Linked DNA regions of Homo sapiens: region 1 is linked to region 2. Evidence: read pairs that join two places in POLR2A ChIA-PET (ENCODE). Cell type or tissue: HepG2. All regions are shown on one strand.

Region 1 (8,000 bases), 450 kb after region 2:
CTGAAGTTCATGCACATAGTGGCTGTTTAATAAATGTTTAAGCAATGAAGTATATTGTTTTAATCTTATTTTTCCCATTGAAGAAACCTACAATTGCTCCTGATGTTTTCTCTTTTTTTTTTTTTTTTTTGAATAACAAGGAACTGAGTATATGTATATTTCATCAGGGGAGGGGCTAGGACTCCCACTTGGAGGCCTCAGGAGTTCTGCTGGGCGTCGCGAAGGAGCTTCTCCTCCCGCCGCTTCCGCTTCCGTAACCTCTCTTTGAATTCCTCTAACTCTTGAAGCTTCTCAGGTGGCCACAGCTCCCTCTTGCGCTGTATGACATCATCCTCAAACCACTCGGCCTGATTGGAAACCCAGAACATAGCCACAGGGAAAGTGAGGTAGATTATCATCCGAAATATCTCCAGCTTCACCCCCATCTCGTTTCTCCCCCTGATTGTTTCTTTATACCAAATGAAAGCTTTCACGAGTGAGCTCTCCCTCTCTCCTTTTGATGTAATTGTGCCCACTTCATCTCTACACCAGAGATCATGGGCTTTTCTCTGGCTGCCAAGAGTACAGAGAGCCCCTCCCTGAGTCATATGGGGAGGGGTAGGCATGAATAGGCCCCGGGCAGCACTCGGAAAGGGGAGTTAATATGACACTAGAATGACCTGGAAGCTGGACAGCAACCAATCTGTTTCCCTGCATGACTCTCCATAGTTGATAGAATGTGCACCGGATCCATCCTTTCCACAGCAGGCAGTGCCCTTTCATGCAAATAGAGGAACATTTTAAAAAATGTTCTTTGTGGCAGGGTGCGGTGGCTCACGCCTGTAATCCCAGCACTTTGGGAGGCCGAGGCGGGCGGATCAGGAGGTCAGGAGATCGAGACCATCCTAGCTAACACAGTGAAACCCCGTCGCTACTAAAAAATACAAAAAAAAATTAGCCAGGCGTGGTGGCGGGCACCTGTAGTCCCAGCTACACGGGAGGCTGAGGCAGGAGAATGGCATGAACCCGGGAGGTGGAGCTTGCAGTGAGCCGAGATCACGCCACTGCACTCCAGCCTGGGCCACAGAGCGAGACTCCGTCTCAAAAAAAAAAAAAAAAAAAGATGTTTTTTGCTGGTTCTGGGCTTTCCTTCTTGAGGGTTTTTGCAAACTGTGCCTTCAAGCTCAGACTGTGACAGGGACTCTCAGACCAGCCAGTGGGCTGTTGCCAGCTGTCAGGAGTCCAAGTCAGCCAAAAATCTGAAATATCACTGTTTATAGCAAACAACTAATATATTTTATTATCTAAATTGTAAAAATCCCTTAATATTTACCTTAAGGAGATTCATAAAATTAATAACTACACAACAAACAAAAAGAGACAAACAAAAATTTAAAAAATAATAGAGCAAACAGGCTGAGCACGGTGGCTCCTGCCTGTAATCGCAGCCCTTTGGAAGGCCGAGGCGGGAGGATCGCTTCAGCCCAGGAGTTCAATACCAGCCTGGGCAACATAGTGAGATCCACATCTCTATATAAAAACATTAATAAACAGTATTTTAAAAATAATAATAAATTTTTAAAGGAATACAGCAAACAAAAGTGGGAGAATTTTGCCAACATACGATTAGAAAAAAAAAATTTAAAGATATTTACAACCTCGTCTCTACAAAAAATATGAAAATTAGTCAGGCATGGTGGCATGCACCTGTGGTCCCAGCTACTTGGGAGGCTGAGATGGGTGGATGGCTTGAGCTTGGGAGGTCAAGGCTGCAGTGAGCCATGACTGTGCCACTGCAGTCCAGCCTGGGTGACAGAGTGAGACTCTGTCAAAATGTATATATAATATATATATTTATATATAACATATGATGTTTATATTATATATATTATATACAATGTTTATATGATATATATTTTATATAATATACAATGTTTATATTATATATATTTATATATAAATTTTATATTACATATTTATATTTTATATATAATATATATTTATTTATAAATATATTATATATATTTTTCCCCAGAGGCCTTTAAGCCCATAACCATGTAAGTAGCCTATCTTCTTAGTATGTATAAGTGTTTAACATTATTCATTAAAATAAACAGAAAATGGAAATGAAAGCCAATTATAGTTATGCTTATGTTTTTATCATATAGTCAGCACATGCAATAATTTATCTTTAATATAAAGGAAGAGGGTGCATATACAACTTGTACCAAACAAAATTATTTTCTCCCTGTCCCCTGCGTAAATGTGCAATGTAGAATGTTGTTTTCAGTGTGTGCCAATCTGTGAACCAGCTTGGGAAGGCTCTGCCTTGGTCTGGCCCTCCCCTGGCACGTGTTCACCCGGGTGACAGTTGTGCTATGGTGCAGCCCGACCTGGTCTCCATGCACAGCTCTCATGAGTTCCTCCTTCATGAGACAGTCTCAGAACTCAGCCTAGCTCTAGCCCCTCCTGTGCCTTCAGCCATCACTCTGCACTTGCTCATAACAGTTCTGAATGACGTGAGCTGCATGGGCTTCCATGCAAGCAGCACCTTTCATGCTGGGGCTTAGAAGGATCAACTGTCCAGGTTTGTCTGGGACTGAGAAGTTTCTGGGACATGGGACTTTCAGTGCTAAAACAGAAAAAGTCCCAGGCAAACAGAGATGATCTGGTTACCCTAGTGCTGGTGGGGAAAGGCAATGGGTCACACCAAGCGCTGTAACTCTGGACTGCCAGATCTCTAGCAGTGAAGGTCAGAGGTCTGAGGCTTCCTGCTATACAAACACTCTGCCAGGTGGCGTGTCTCAGGCCAGCTCCTGAGATGTCTGCTCTCATTTCTCCCGAGGCTCTGTGGCTGTTTTATCTTTCCCTCTTTCCATGTTTAGTAATAGCCCTCATAGCAGTTTCTGTTTTTCTGGGCCTAGAGCAGGCTGAGAATGTAGGATTGGTTTCCATGTATTCTCTGCAGATATTCTTCAGCGGAGACATTCTTGGTTTTTTCCCAAGGAAAGGGTGTCACGGGGTCAGAAATCCACACCTGTGCAGGTCAATGAATGTTTTACACTGTTTGACATTGGGGAAATTTGTTAGTGTTTCAAAAATATGTCTTAACAGAGATGCAAATTGGTTCAAAAAGTTTAGTCACATTTATTATATAACAGTAATAATACCTAATATTTAATGAGTGCTTGTTACATACCAGGTACTTTAAATATATCATATTGTTCAATCTTCACAATATGAGTTGGGTGAGGAGGCTCAGAGAGGTTGTCATACTTGTTCAAGGTCATGGAGCTAATAATTGGAAGAGAAGGGATTTAAATCCAGTCTCACCGCAGAGCCAGCACTTGGACTTAGAACTGTAGACTCGGAGCTAAGCACAATCATGTTTGAGCAAACCAATGAGAAGACTGCAGTTTCACATACTGCTTTCTGGACAACTGTGCGGTGTGTCAATTAAGTGTGTTTCCTTCCTGGACCTAGGTCTATGTAATTGAGGGGGCTCTCAGTTTCTATAGCAAGAGTTAAATAAAAGACAACATGATATCTGTGCACTGAGTGGATCCAGGAATTATCCACGGTTTGGCCACAGTGTCCAAAATTTTATTATCATTCTGGGATTCATATTCATGTGGGATTCATATCACCAGAATTCCAGAGACACCACACTCAGGGCTGGTAGCCTATGGCTACTTCTCAGCTCAGCCAGTTCCTCTCAGAAGTGAGCCATGCTGATAAAAGTCTGGGCTTGAAAATTCCTAAGGTTTGTGCTTCAAAGGCCACCATAGAAATAAATTTTAGAAACCACGTACTGTGATAGTTTGTGACAGCTCAGTTTTGCATTACCTTCCTTGATCAAATTCTCTGTATGCACATACATGCTCAGATGAGCTGGTTTGAGTTCTTCCCTAGAGTTTCAAGTTCAGTGCCTTCAAATATCACATCAATAGTGTCTTGGGGCTGGGCAAGGTGGCTCACACCTGTAATCCCAGCACTTTGGGAGGCCAAGGCAGGCAGATCACCTGAGGTCAGGAGTTCAAGACCAGCCTGGCCAACATAGCAAAACCCTGTCTCTACTAAAAATATAAAAATTAGGCGGGCATGGTGGTGGGTGCCTGTAATCCCAGCTACTCAGGAGCCTGAGGCAGGAGAATCCCTTGAACTTAGGAGGCAGAGGTTGCAATGAGCTGAGAAAAAAAAAAGTGTCTTGGTCTGTTTTCTGTTGCTTGTAACAGAATATCTGGAACTGAATAATTTATAAATAAAAAAATGTATTTCTTACAGTTATGGAGGCTGAGAAGTGCAAGTTCAAGAGGCCAGATCTGGCGAGGGCCTTCCTGTTGGTGAGGACACTGCAGACTCCCCAGATGGTGCAGGGCATCACATGGTGAGGGGGCTGAGCATGCTAGTTCAGGCCTCTCTTTCTCTTCATAAAAGCCAACAACCCTATTGATTCACTGGTCCATGAGTAGATTAATCCATTCACAAAGGCAATCACCTCATGATCCAATCGCCTCTTAAAAGCTCCCCCTCTCAATACTGCCACATCGGGGATTTTCAACATGAGTTTTGGAGGGGGCTAAAATTCAAACCATAGCAAGTAGAAATGCCTATTTTTAGGTTGTTCTTATGGGCTTCACAGAGAATTTCTCAAAGGTCTTGTTCTGAGTTCTAAAATCTCTTTCATTATCTACAGTTTTACCATCTAAGTGGATCAAAAATCGAGGAATCCTTTACGTTCTTCTTCAATGTCTTCAAAATGCCCCCTACAAAGGCAATGGCCACACATGAAGGGGACATAGCTTTAACCACTTGCTCATCAACAGACTGGGCTTGTGAGGCCCAGGGCAAAAATCCTGTGATGGATAATGCAGGCAATGCAGAGTGTGGCCTCCTTCTCTGTTTATTGCATAGACTGTTGAAACATGTTTTACTGTCATTTTTTTGTTTGTTTGTTTTTGAGACAGAGTCCCGGTCTCTTGCCCAGGCTGGAGTGCAGTGGCGTGATCTCGTGATCTCGGCTCACTGCAACCTCCGCCTCCCGGGTTCAAGTGATTCCCCTGCCTCAGCCTCCTGAGTAGCTGGGATTACAGGCATGCACCACCGTGCCCAGCTAATTTTTGTATCTTTAGTAGAGATGGGGTTTCACCATGTTGGTCGGGCTGGTCTCAAACTCCTGACCTCATGATCCGCCCGCCTTGGCCTCCCAAAGTGCTGAGATTACAGGCATGAGCCACCGCGCCCGGCCATTGTCATAATTTAATTGTAAGTGTTCTTTCTGTGGTAAATGAACTCAACTTTCCATGTTTAACTAACATATTTAAGATTTCTTACTGGCCAGTGATTCAGCCTTTGTTTGTCTTGCTTGCTGGCTAATTAGGTGTGTGCGTTTTATGTTAAAAAGCTCTCTTATATATCCCAGCACCTAGCACAGTGCCTGGCAATCAGAAGAAATAAATTCAGTGATGATTATGTTGAGTCCTGTAGAGTAGTAGAAGATACAATTTACTTGAAGAGACTTTTCTCATACTATTAGGTTTAAAAAAACAGATAGTTGTCCTCTTTTTCTGGAACTGGGATCTGAGAGGTGTTGGCAGCTATAGTGAGAAACCAGATCTGTCATTTGACATTCCTCTCAGTTTCGAGTGTCCATAGATCAGCATCTCTCATGTTCTCATTAATATCACCGATGTGTAATCCACATTTCCCAGGCACCCCAGCAGAGAAAGGGATAATCCTAGGGGCCAGAATGGTGTGACATTTGCTCAGATCTCATCCCTGAAACTCCAGCTGCGAGAATGCTTTCCTTCCTTGATGGCAGGGATAGGGGTTGGTACTCATGGACTTGCAAATGGTCACCTCATTCTTTCTGAATTCACTTGCCTTTTGTGAGCACTATGTGGCCCCTCCATGGCTGTTCTGATGTTCCACAGTCTCAGCTGCTAATTGTATGGCTGTCTCATTTGATCACCTGGGGCAAACTGTATTTTCCAAAAAATGGCCACAACAATATTTGCAGGTCTACATATCCTTCAGAACCTTAAAGATTCTTTTCTTGAAAGGTCCAGTCTAATTCCCCTCCCCAGGAAGAGGGATGAGCCTTTGTGGCTGCCTCCATAAATGAAAATGCGATGGAAAGGATGCTGCACGACTTATGAGGCTAAGTCATAAGAAGAACTAAAGCTTCTACCCATTTCCACTTCCTTTTGGGAAACGTGTCTTGGGAGCCCTGAGCCAATATGTAAGAAGTCCAGCTATGTATAGCCACCATGCTGCAGAAACCACACAGAGATAAAGATTCGTGAGGAGTCTCCCCATTTCCAGTTCCCAGCTGCTTGAGTCCTCCCACCTCCCAGAATGAACTGTCAGACATGTGAGTAGAAATGACTCCAGACCCAGCCTTCAAGCTGTTGTCCCAGCTGACACCAAGTAGAGCAAAGGAGTTGTCTCCATCAGTCTAGCTCATATTGCAGATTTGTGAGAAAAAAACAAATGTTGCTGCGTTAAGCCAGTAAATGCTAGGATAATTTGTTATATGACAATGACAAGAGTAACCAGGACACCACCCTTGTGTTATCATTACGTTCTCCCCTTGCTTCTTGTGATGCCCTTGCTTTTCTTCTCTACCAGTTGCTGAGAATTAGAGGAAGACCTTTGCTCCCACCAATGTCAACATTTCTTTACCAGAAAACACAGAGGCATTTAACTCATATTTCGAAGACTTACAGCTTCTTATAATGGCCCTGGTGGTTATACTTTTTGTTCTACTGACTCTATTTTGTTACAGTTACTCTGCCCACAAAGTGCAAGACCCTTTGTGATTATGTTGGGGGACATCAATTCAAATGACACCGTGATAGCATTACTGTCAAATCATGCTTCCCTCTCAATGCTGTTGATGAAGCTGGTGTACCCCAACCCTGTTCTTACAGGTTAAGTTGCTTTTTCCCACTTGAAACATTGTACAACAGCCAAAAGCTTATCTGGTCAGTTTTAATGCGTCCTGCCCCTTCCTAGGACTTATTGCAATGACAAACATATAAGAGCTGTGAAAACTCTGTGACTTACACACAGTAGGCACCTGGTGTTTTAAGTGCTCTTCCTGAAATGCTCACTGACAATAAAACTATTGAACAGATCAGGACTGAAAACATAGCTTTGTTTTGTGCCAGCAAAGACTCTCTTCTCTCCTTTACAGGTTGACATTGAGCCATTAATCAACAGTATGTTCAACAGTAACTAGTGAGTTATGAATCCAACTATGTGCCTCTATTTTATCTCCAGGGGATATCACAAGATGAATCATCAAACACCTTGCTGAAAACATTATCACATTTCCTGTTCTGGTTTAATGTTACCTAACTGGTAGAAAACACAGAAGACTTAATTACATGATTGCTTTTTTTTTTTTTTTTTTGAGATGGAGTCTCGGTGTGTTACCCAGGCTGGAATGCAGTGGTGGCGCAATCTTGGCTCACTGCAACCTCTGCCTCCCACGTTCAAGTGATTCTCCTGCCTCAGCCTCTCAAGTATCTGAGATTACAGGCATGTGCCACCACACCTGGCTAATTTTTGTATCTTTAGTAGAGATGGGGTTTCATCATGTTGGCCAGGCGGGTCTCGAACTCCTGACCTCAGGGGATCCGCCTGCCTCGGCCTTCCAAAGTGTTGGGATTACAGGCATGAGCCACCGTGCTCGGCCTTGTTCTTAATCACCTAATTTGGCCCCTTGCAGTGGCTTCCATAACTGTTACTAATTCTCGGAAACCATCCTTTAATTTATTATTATTATTATTTGGCAGAATCAGGCTCCAAATCAAAATCCAGCCTGTATGGCATCTGCCTTGTCTACGTTAAGATTAAGGGAGACTAAAAGAGGAGGGTAGTTAAATGCATTATTATTTGAGTTTGCATTGAAAATTATAATTATTATTGTTTTACTTAATATCCTGATTTTTAGTGGCAAGAGCTAGAAAATGGCTTAAAAAAAAAAAAAAAAAAACAGGTCTGGGGCTCCAGAG
Region 2 (8,000 bases):
ATGCCTAGCTACCTTTCTGGCCTCGTTCCTCACCCATCTTCACCCACAAGGACCCACATGCCGTCCAAACAGGATTATTTGTGATGCCCAAACACACTTTTCCCCGTGCAGCCTTTGCTTCTTGCCTTTGCCTTAACTCAGAATACCCTTCTCTTTCTCTCTAGGACAGCTAATAGACAAGAATAGAAGAAAATTTTTAACATAATAAAAGAATAATCACACCGAATTTTATTATGAAGCTACAATTATTATGAGGCACAACAGCAGAGGTGCCAAGAGTGGGGTCTTTGAAGCAAGCACTCTGCTTTCAAACCTCAGTCTGCTATTAGCCAGTTGTGTGACCACTTGAGCCTCCGCATTTAGCTCTCCAGCAAAATGAGACCAATAATCTTATCAACCTCACAGGACTTCTGGGAGGATGAAAAGAGCAAGGCATGTTAGGAACTCAGCAGATGCATAATAAGCATCACTTGTATTGATGATAGTGTTTTAAAATTATGCTACTGTTTGACATGAAAATTCCAGCAAATCTAGGATACTTAACATGTATGAGTAAACTATCAAAAATAATTGAAAATGACTGAGCCCACCATTGGCTGGTTTGTGAGACTGCTGGAGGCAGAGTATGTTATTACACTCTCTCTGATAGAAAATCTTGCTATGGACAAAAAAAAAAAAGTCATAAAATGTCTCTTACTCGTGTCTTCTAGCCTCACTTCTGAGGATATTTCCCTGTTGAATGTCAATAGTGGTTACCTAAGTTATCTGCACAAAAACCTTGTCAGCAATGTTATTTGTAAAAGAAAACCATTTGAAATAATCTGATCCATCCAGTAGTTGGGAAGAGACTCAACAAATTCCAGATGCAGGAGGAAGTGTATGGGCCTGGCACGCTGCCTGCAACTCGGGCTTCAACAAAGGGCCTTTCCCTTCCCTTTCCCCTTTGTATTGTTGATGAATCCATGAATAAATAAAAGAATATATGAATGTCTTAAAATATTTGTTAGACAAAATGCCAAGAGGATATATACCCCATAACAGCAGAACATTCGAAGTCTAACATGCAATTTTGATTACATCTCAGGATCAAAGTCCTTCTGTGGAAATCCTTATTTTGAAGTTGAAACTGCAATCTATAGAAAAATATTATTTGTATTAATGTTTACTTAAATCACCCCAAATCTTTAAGGAGTGCATAAAATTAAAGCTGTAGTTCTAATTAACAGAGCTATCAGGCCCTGTCTCAAACTTCAGTACAATTTCAGCCAGGCACGCAATATTAACTTGACATGAAGAAGAAGGATCAGCTAATACCTAGGATATCCCAAACATTTGCTACATAAGCAGCAAAAATGGAGAAGAAAGAAACTTAGCTCCATTATGGATGAACAAAAACCAATCACATTTAGTTTCTTGAAAACAAAGTCCAAGAAAAACCAAAAATACAAAAGCAGAAGTTGAGGTGGGGCCGGCCAGCGGGGCAGCTGCCTATTTGGGGAGGTAGAAACTGTGATCTCACCATTTCTTTCTGCTCTAGAGAATCCAGTTTGGGCCTACTTTTCTTTGAGAGCCTGTGCTGGGTTTCAGACCATTTTTCCTGGCAGTCAAATGAAGGAAATAAAAAAGGAGACGTATGACCTCACCTGCTCCAGTACCTCCAGGCTGACAGAGGAGCAAAGCTTCCTGTGCTTTGCTTTCTTTAGCTGATTCATTTCAAATAATGGAAAACACATTCAGCATAAGAGAAATAAGGCTCTCTGTTACACAGGTTTACAAATATAGACAGACTTTCTATCTTGATTCACTACAAAGGGTTTCAAGAAAAGCAAATTAATATGTTGTGACCAGTGACTCTGAAACTTTTTTGGGTCACAGATCCCTTAGAGAATAAACTGCAGTCTACAAACTCCCTTCCTGGAAAAATGCACGGACACACTTATACGCATACACATACATTCTACACACCTAATCCACAGACAGTTTTGCACGCAATTGCAGGGATTCATGACCCTCTGAAGTTGGTCCATAGCCCCCAGTTAAGAATTACTGACCCAATTAAATCTTTTCAAAGAGAAAAGCTGAAAATTACCCAGGTTGTTGAGGCCAATAGAGTCCTCCACTAATCAGGAAAAACAACAGAATTTCAGAACCTGGAAATGATGTGCAGATCTATGCTTCAAGTCTTTTCAAAGGTCAATTGTAGGCTTTTGATTATTGGTAGCAGCGGAACTCTCTTTTTCAAATGAAATCTTCTACACAATTCCAATATTTAAAACAGATGAAAATAAAACTATTCTGTTCCCAACACAAAGAAACAATAAATGTTCAAGGTGATAGATATTCTAATTACCCTGATTGGATCATTACACATTGAATACACGTATCAAAATATCCCCATAAATATATCTAATTATTATATATCAACTAAAAATATTAGGAAACAATAATGAAGCTCTTCTAATTGATAAAAGATGCGGGGGCCTAGAGCGCCATCTGTTCAACTCCCTCTGTGTCACTTGTGACTCTGAAAAAAACACTGCCCTGGGCCCACTCCACTGGTCCGCTGAGCCACACTTGGGCCACTTGTCTCCCATACCATCAATATGCCCAGCCAGTCCCAATAAGCACTGCCATTCACAGAACAACCCCAGAACATACCGATTTCTCTGCCTAGTTGGGAGGACTTCAGAGATCCCGCTGACGACACAACAGCACACCTGCCCCAAGGCCCAGCCTTGGTCCTAATGCTCTCCTTGGGCAGATAACCCTCCCATTCAGAGGTATTGAAGGGAAAATCTGTGACCTCTACCATGGATACATTCACATGGTCCCGGAGGTGGCAGCGCAGGGCCTCTGCACTGAACTTGATGCCTGGTCCTGGCCCCTTGTAGGACACTTTGTACTTGTTCATGCTTAGGTAATTCTTCCAGATCTTTTGCAGCCTAGGGATAAGGTTTTTGGAAGAGCTGTCCTTGTTCCACACCTGGAAGGAGGCCTCTGGTTTGGCCTTGGCTAGGCCTCTGAGACTGCCGAGGGTCTGGCGGCCCCTGTGGGGGTCCTGGGTGCTGCTTGAGGATACAGACTGGGAATCAGACCCCATGGCCAATTTCCCCAGACTCTTTAACACCTGGAATTCCTTGGTTTGCAATTTAAAGGAATCATAGTAACTCCCTTTCTTCTTTTCCTTCCACACACAGATGACTGCAAACAGAAGAAAGACCAGGACGCAGCAGCTGAACTTTTTCTTCAGGTTGGTGTGAATCATAATGAAGATGTGTTCAGGGAAGTCACTTTGTTCTGAGCAGGAAAACAAGCCTAAAAAAAGTGAGACAAGGAAAAACAAATGATGTAAAGAAAAACCCAATGTGGCATGAGGCGGAGCGATGGACTGAGCAATAGATTTGAAATGAGGTGACTTGAATTCCAGCCCTGGTCTACCTCCTGGCCACCTCTGCAGCCTGTTAAGCAATTCTCGACAAAAGTCAGACTCAATTTGGGCTTTGAACGTGGACAGCAGTCCCTCTTCCTCTTCCACTCTTCCACTCCCTTCTTCCTCTTGAGCCATGAACACTTTATATGTCCTCCCATCATTACTTTTTCTATGCTGAATATTAGTTTCTGGTTGCCTTGGTCTACCTCTCTGACTGCACTCTGAGTTTCTTGAAGTCAGAAACCACATCTTGCAAATCACTCAGTTCCTAGGGCCTTGTAACATTTGTTAAATGAAGCCATGCATGCTTGAAAAAAAAATAGAATAAAAAAAAGCAGGCTGACTGTTTTACATCACCAGACCTAAACTTCCTAAAATAGTAAGTGGCCCAACACCCCTTCAAAATGGCCAGAAAAAGACTTCTCGTTATAGATGATGCCATAGATTTCTGATGTATCTCTCTAAGGGCTGCGATGCTGGACTCCTGCATGAGAAGATCGAGGGTTATCTCCACCACAGTTTTGTGCAGTGCCCTGCAAGAAGAGCACTGCTGAGACAGGAAGCTGACTCACCTCATGATAGAGGCTAGGAATTCTGGGTAAGATAGCAGACATGTAGCCAACTAAGGAAATGGAAACAAAAATTCATTAAGCACGCTAGATGTTATTTCACTTAACTTCACCATAACCAGGGCCACCATGAGACACAACTCTGGGGGCACCACGCATAGCATAGTCTAATACGAAGGGCATCTCCTAACCTGTACAGGGTTCACTTCAAAGGTGTTATAATCTCCATTTTATGGATTAGCAACCTGAGGCTCTAAGAAGTCAAGGGAAGTGCCCAAGCTCACAGAGCTGAGGAAATGGTTGCACTGAGGTTCAAATCGAAGTGGATTTGATTCCATAACCCATGTCCTTTCCAGTACAACATGCACAGAACTGCAAGAAGCTCTGGAAAATAGATTTCACTGAGCAAATAGAGACTGAATAGTCTCTTTATTTCTGAGTAAACACCTACTTTGTTTTCTCAGAATTTATTGTGTAACTGAATGGAAACTGGAAGCACTTTGAACTCAAATAATGTCTGTATCTTTTGGAAAACATTACATTCTTTCCCCAATCACTGGGTTTATTTACAATAATAAATCAAAGCAATCACCTCCGGGGTTTTGCTAACCCACTAGGGGTCTGAGGTCCCTTCCCATGGATCCCGCTCCTAAGGATATCAGGAAAAGGTAGTAGGAGTACTGGACTGGGTGTTCACAAAACCTGGGTTCTTATCCCCATTCTTGGTGACCTTGGGCAGGTCACTTAATATTTCTGCCCCTGAGTTTTTCAGAATAATTATCTCTGCCCTATGTGATTTGCAGAGTGTTGGGAGGGCAAAACAAGAGCATGGTATTCATTGGATTTGAACTAGATAAGCAAAAAGGCACAGAAGGTATTCTGAACAGAGACAGGAGAGCAGCAGCTCAGCCTGGGGGCCATGTGGAGGTGATACGGGTAGTGAAGACAGCAGTGTGAAGCCACAGCCATGACTCAGCAGCCCTGAGCTCCAGGCTCTTCCCTGGGAATTCTCCATGAACTGACATCCAGCTCATTCCTGGAATCCATTGGCAGTACCAACCAAAGCAGTGCTTCCACCATCCCAGACCTCAGGAACCAGTGACTCTGGGAACGATGGGCTCCTATCTTGGGCTGCTGAAGTTGTGGAAATGATTAAATGTACACAGTGGAAGAAGAATTCAGATAGAAGATCATGAAGTGAAGGGTGGAAGCTTGTTGTATTACCAGAAACTAAGGAATTCAATTTCCGCAGACACCCAACACAGGTAATCACATGACCATATGACAACTGAAGAAGAACTAGAGAAAAGAAGGAAAGTAGCATTTAAGGAGGGCCTACTACGTGGTAGTCACTTTCCTTGCAATATCTCATTGAACCTTTACTACAACACTATGATAGAGATATTGACAATCCTATTTTAGGAAATGGAAAAAACTGAGACTTAGCAAGGTTATAGGGTTTCTCCAATGTCAACAGCAAGTCAGTTCTAGAACCAGAATTCCAGCCCAGGTCTGTCTGACTCTAAAAGTTCATCATCTTTCCACCCAAGGACATGCATCTGTGATAAGGGACAGTGAGAAGTCAGTGTGATCAAGTCGGACTCAAGGTCACTAGAGAGGCAACTTCGTCTGTCAGACAGTCGCAGACAAGCCACCTTCACCATCAGTGCTGCACCTGCCATCCCTGCTGTGCACTGAGTGGTAACACTCAGGTACTTTCCGTATTGGTAAGGTTTTACAGACCTATTATACTCCCGTGAGATAAGCACAGCAGATTTTATGAGCTCCATTTATAGCTGAGTATAGTGAGGTTTGGAAATACAAATAATTTTCAAAGTTGCATGAGTGATTTGGAAATAGTGGACTTAGAACCTGACTTTCACATGTCTGAATGAAACAAGATGGCAGGAAGGGCCTGATTCACTGTCACAGGAGTGGAGGCTCAGGCAGCAGCTGCCCAGTACCTACTCTCCAAGGTGTGGTTTCCCAGGAAAGAAGAGTTCCTCCAAACAGCTGGGTCTAGCGACAGTCTTGCAACCATCAGACAGCCTCAGCCTTCACAGCCTGTGCTCTGTCATGGCCTCAGGGCACTCATCTGAAATCTCACATAAGGGCTCATGTGGTCCCTTGACACCACCCTTGGTTGAGGCTCCAAGTCCACCAGGTGGCTGGAGTTTCTGGTCACAGGCACTTATAACTGCAAGACCCTTTCTCATCTCTCAAATTGTCTGAAGAAGGCAGAGGCTGAAGAAACTTTCTCTAAATGGCGCAACCGAGGGAAAAGAGTAGCAAACTTTTCTCTACAAATGTTTTGGAAAAACACACTAAGCTTTGAATTTTCCAATTACACCAGACTGTGTTAAGCCTCCAGGTGTCTGCACTGCTGCACTCTTTCTCCTTGTCCATGTGCCTGCCAGCTCTGACAGCATCACCTTTCTGCTTCTGAAGGTCAGTGGAGGCCACCTCCCCTTCCGCACTATCCCTGCTCCCCTTTGCTGCCAGCCAGTGCTTTGTAATGCTTGCTTTTCATGCCTGACTTTGCTGCTCAAGGAAAACTCCTCCTGGTATCCTTTCTGAAACCCTAGTACCCAGCACAGTGCCTGGACCAGAGCGGATACTCAATGAAAGATTATTGAACTGATGCAATTGTATCAGAGAATCTTTACAATCATCACGAGGCTTCTAGAGGAAGAACACAGCGACTTGCATCATCACCTTCAAAGAACTGGCCAACACTGAACCGGCAGAAATCAATGCTCAAAGCAAGGAAATCCTGTCCCGACCCACCCGTCATGACATACTCAGTACCAGTTGCATTCGTGGCAGGTAGTAGGTACTCAGAATGGTTGACTGAAATACAGAATAACTTAAATCTTATATAGTTAATAGAAATGGACAAGCCATTTCTCTACACCCCCCAATGAAACCCACATTGAATCAGCAGTTAAAGAGGACTAAAAAATACATACAAAAAGAAAACAGCAAAGCTGGAGCCAGATACTGAGATCCTGAGATTCCCTGCCAGGACATCTGCCACACCAGCTTTTACTCAGGAATGTACCCCTTTGCTAGCCCATGCCTCTGTGTGTTCCTTACCTGCTTCTGGCTAATCCCCCAGGGGCGGCAGGCCCTTCAGGTCCTCAGGAATTAGCACTATTATCCATGGGAGGGAAGGTTTATTGGGTCTGCAGGCCAAGGCCCATTTTTCTCAGGATGATCAAAACTCATCTGCAAAGGCAAAAAATAAGAGACAGAAAGAGAGGAGGTGAGAGCTGTTTTCCAGCAGAGGCAGTGTTAAACATTAACAAGATGGAAAGGTGCTTATGCAGACCTAGGCTAGGTCTCAATCCAGGAAGCCTCCAGGGCTCAGGAAAAAGAGAGAGAGAAAAGCCTATTAAAGGTGCAATGCTCTGGATCTGTGAACAGCACAGATAGCCTAGAAATAGACTTGACACTAGCCGGGTGTGGTGGCTCACACCTGTAATCCCAGCACTTTGGGAGGCCGAGGCAGGCGGATCAGGATCATGAGGACAGGAGATCAAGACCATCTTGGCTAACACGGTGAAACTCCATCTCTACTAAAATACAAAAAAAAAATTAGCCAGGCATGATGGCGCACACCGGTAGTCCCAGCTACAAGGGAGGCTGAGGCAGGAGAATTGCTTGAACCCGGGAGGCGGAGGTTGCAGTGAGCCGAGATCACGCCACTGCACTCCAGCCTGGGCAACAGAGAGAGACTCTGTCTCAAAAGAAAAAAAAAAAAAAAAAAAAAGAAATAGACTTGACACCAGATAAGAATGGGCTAGAAAGCTAAAGCGGCCACCATGGACCAACCTGGGAAGAACAGGTTGTTTAATTGCTGGCTTGGAGGTAAACAGGGAGTAATTAGGTCCATCCTGAAATAAACTTCATACAGATTTTCAAAAAATTATTTATTTTCAAAGAATATTTAATAATATGTGAAAGTTCAATCAGTATAATTGTAACTGAAAAAATACGTT

The links. Peaks named below come from ENCODE experiments on the same cell type or tissue, not always from the same donor. Only the 100,000 strongest peaks of a DNase experiment are listed, where the experiment ranks them.
Region 1: POLR2A ChIA-PET joins it to region 2 with 6 read pairs; 1 of 35 experiments calls an interaction of 5 or more read pairs at or near these places.

Annotation. Positions count from the first base shown.
Region 1 is chr3:186,589,401-186,597,400 of GRCh38, reverse strand. It overlaps the pseudogene PET100P1. Among named protein-coding and RNA genes, the nearest start is that of AHSG, 20 kb to the left of the region's middle. RefSeq lists an enhancer at 167-461. In HepG2, no CTCF peak of the experiment used is centred here; DNase peaks (open chromatin) are centred at 2,477, 3,350 and 7,290; H3K4me3 peaks cover 1,096 bases.
Region 2 is chr3:187,037,969-187,045,968 of GRCh38, reverse strand. ST6GAL1 (ST6 beta-galactoside alpha-2,6-sialyltransferase 1) reads right to left here. Exons shown (of 8, transcript NM_173216.2): 3 at 7,096-7,227; 4 at 2,659-3,315. The coding sequence starts at 3,265. Among named protein-coding and RNA genes, the nearest start is that of RPL39L, 98 kb to the left of the region's middle. RefSeq lists enhancers at 1,326-1,435, 1,546-1,815, 4,066-4,135, cis regulatory regions at 7,241-7,249, 7,262-7,269, 7,292-7,305, 7,306-7,313 and promoters at 7,230-7,410, 7,214-7,673. In HepG2, no CTCF peak of the experiment used is centred here; DNase peaks (open chromatin) are centred at 4,468, 4,958, 6,468, 7,318 and 2 weaker places; H3K4me3 peaks cover 5,848 bases.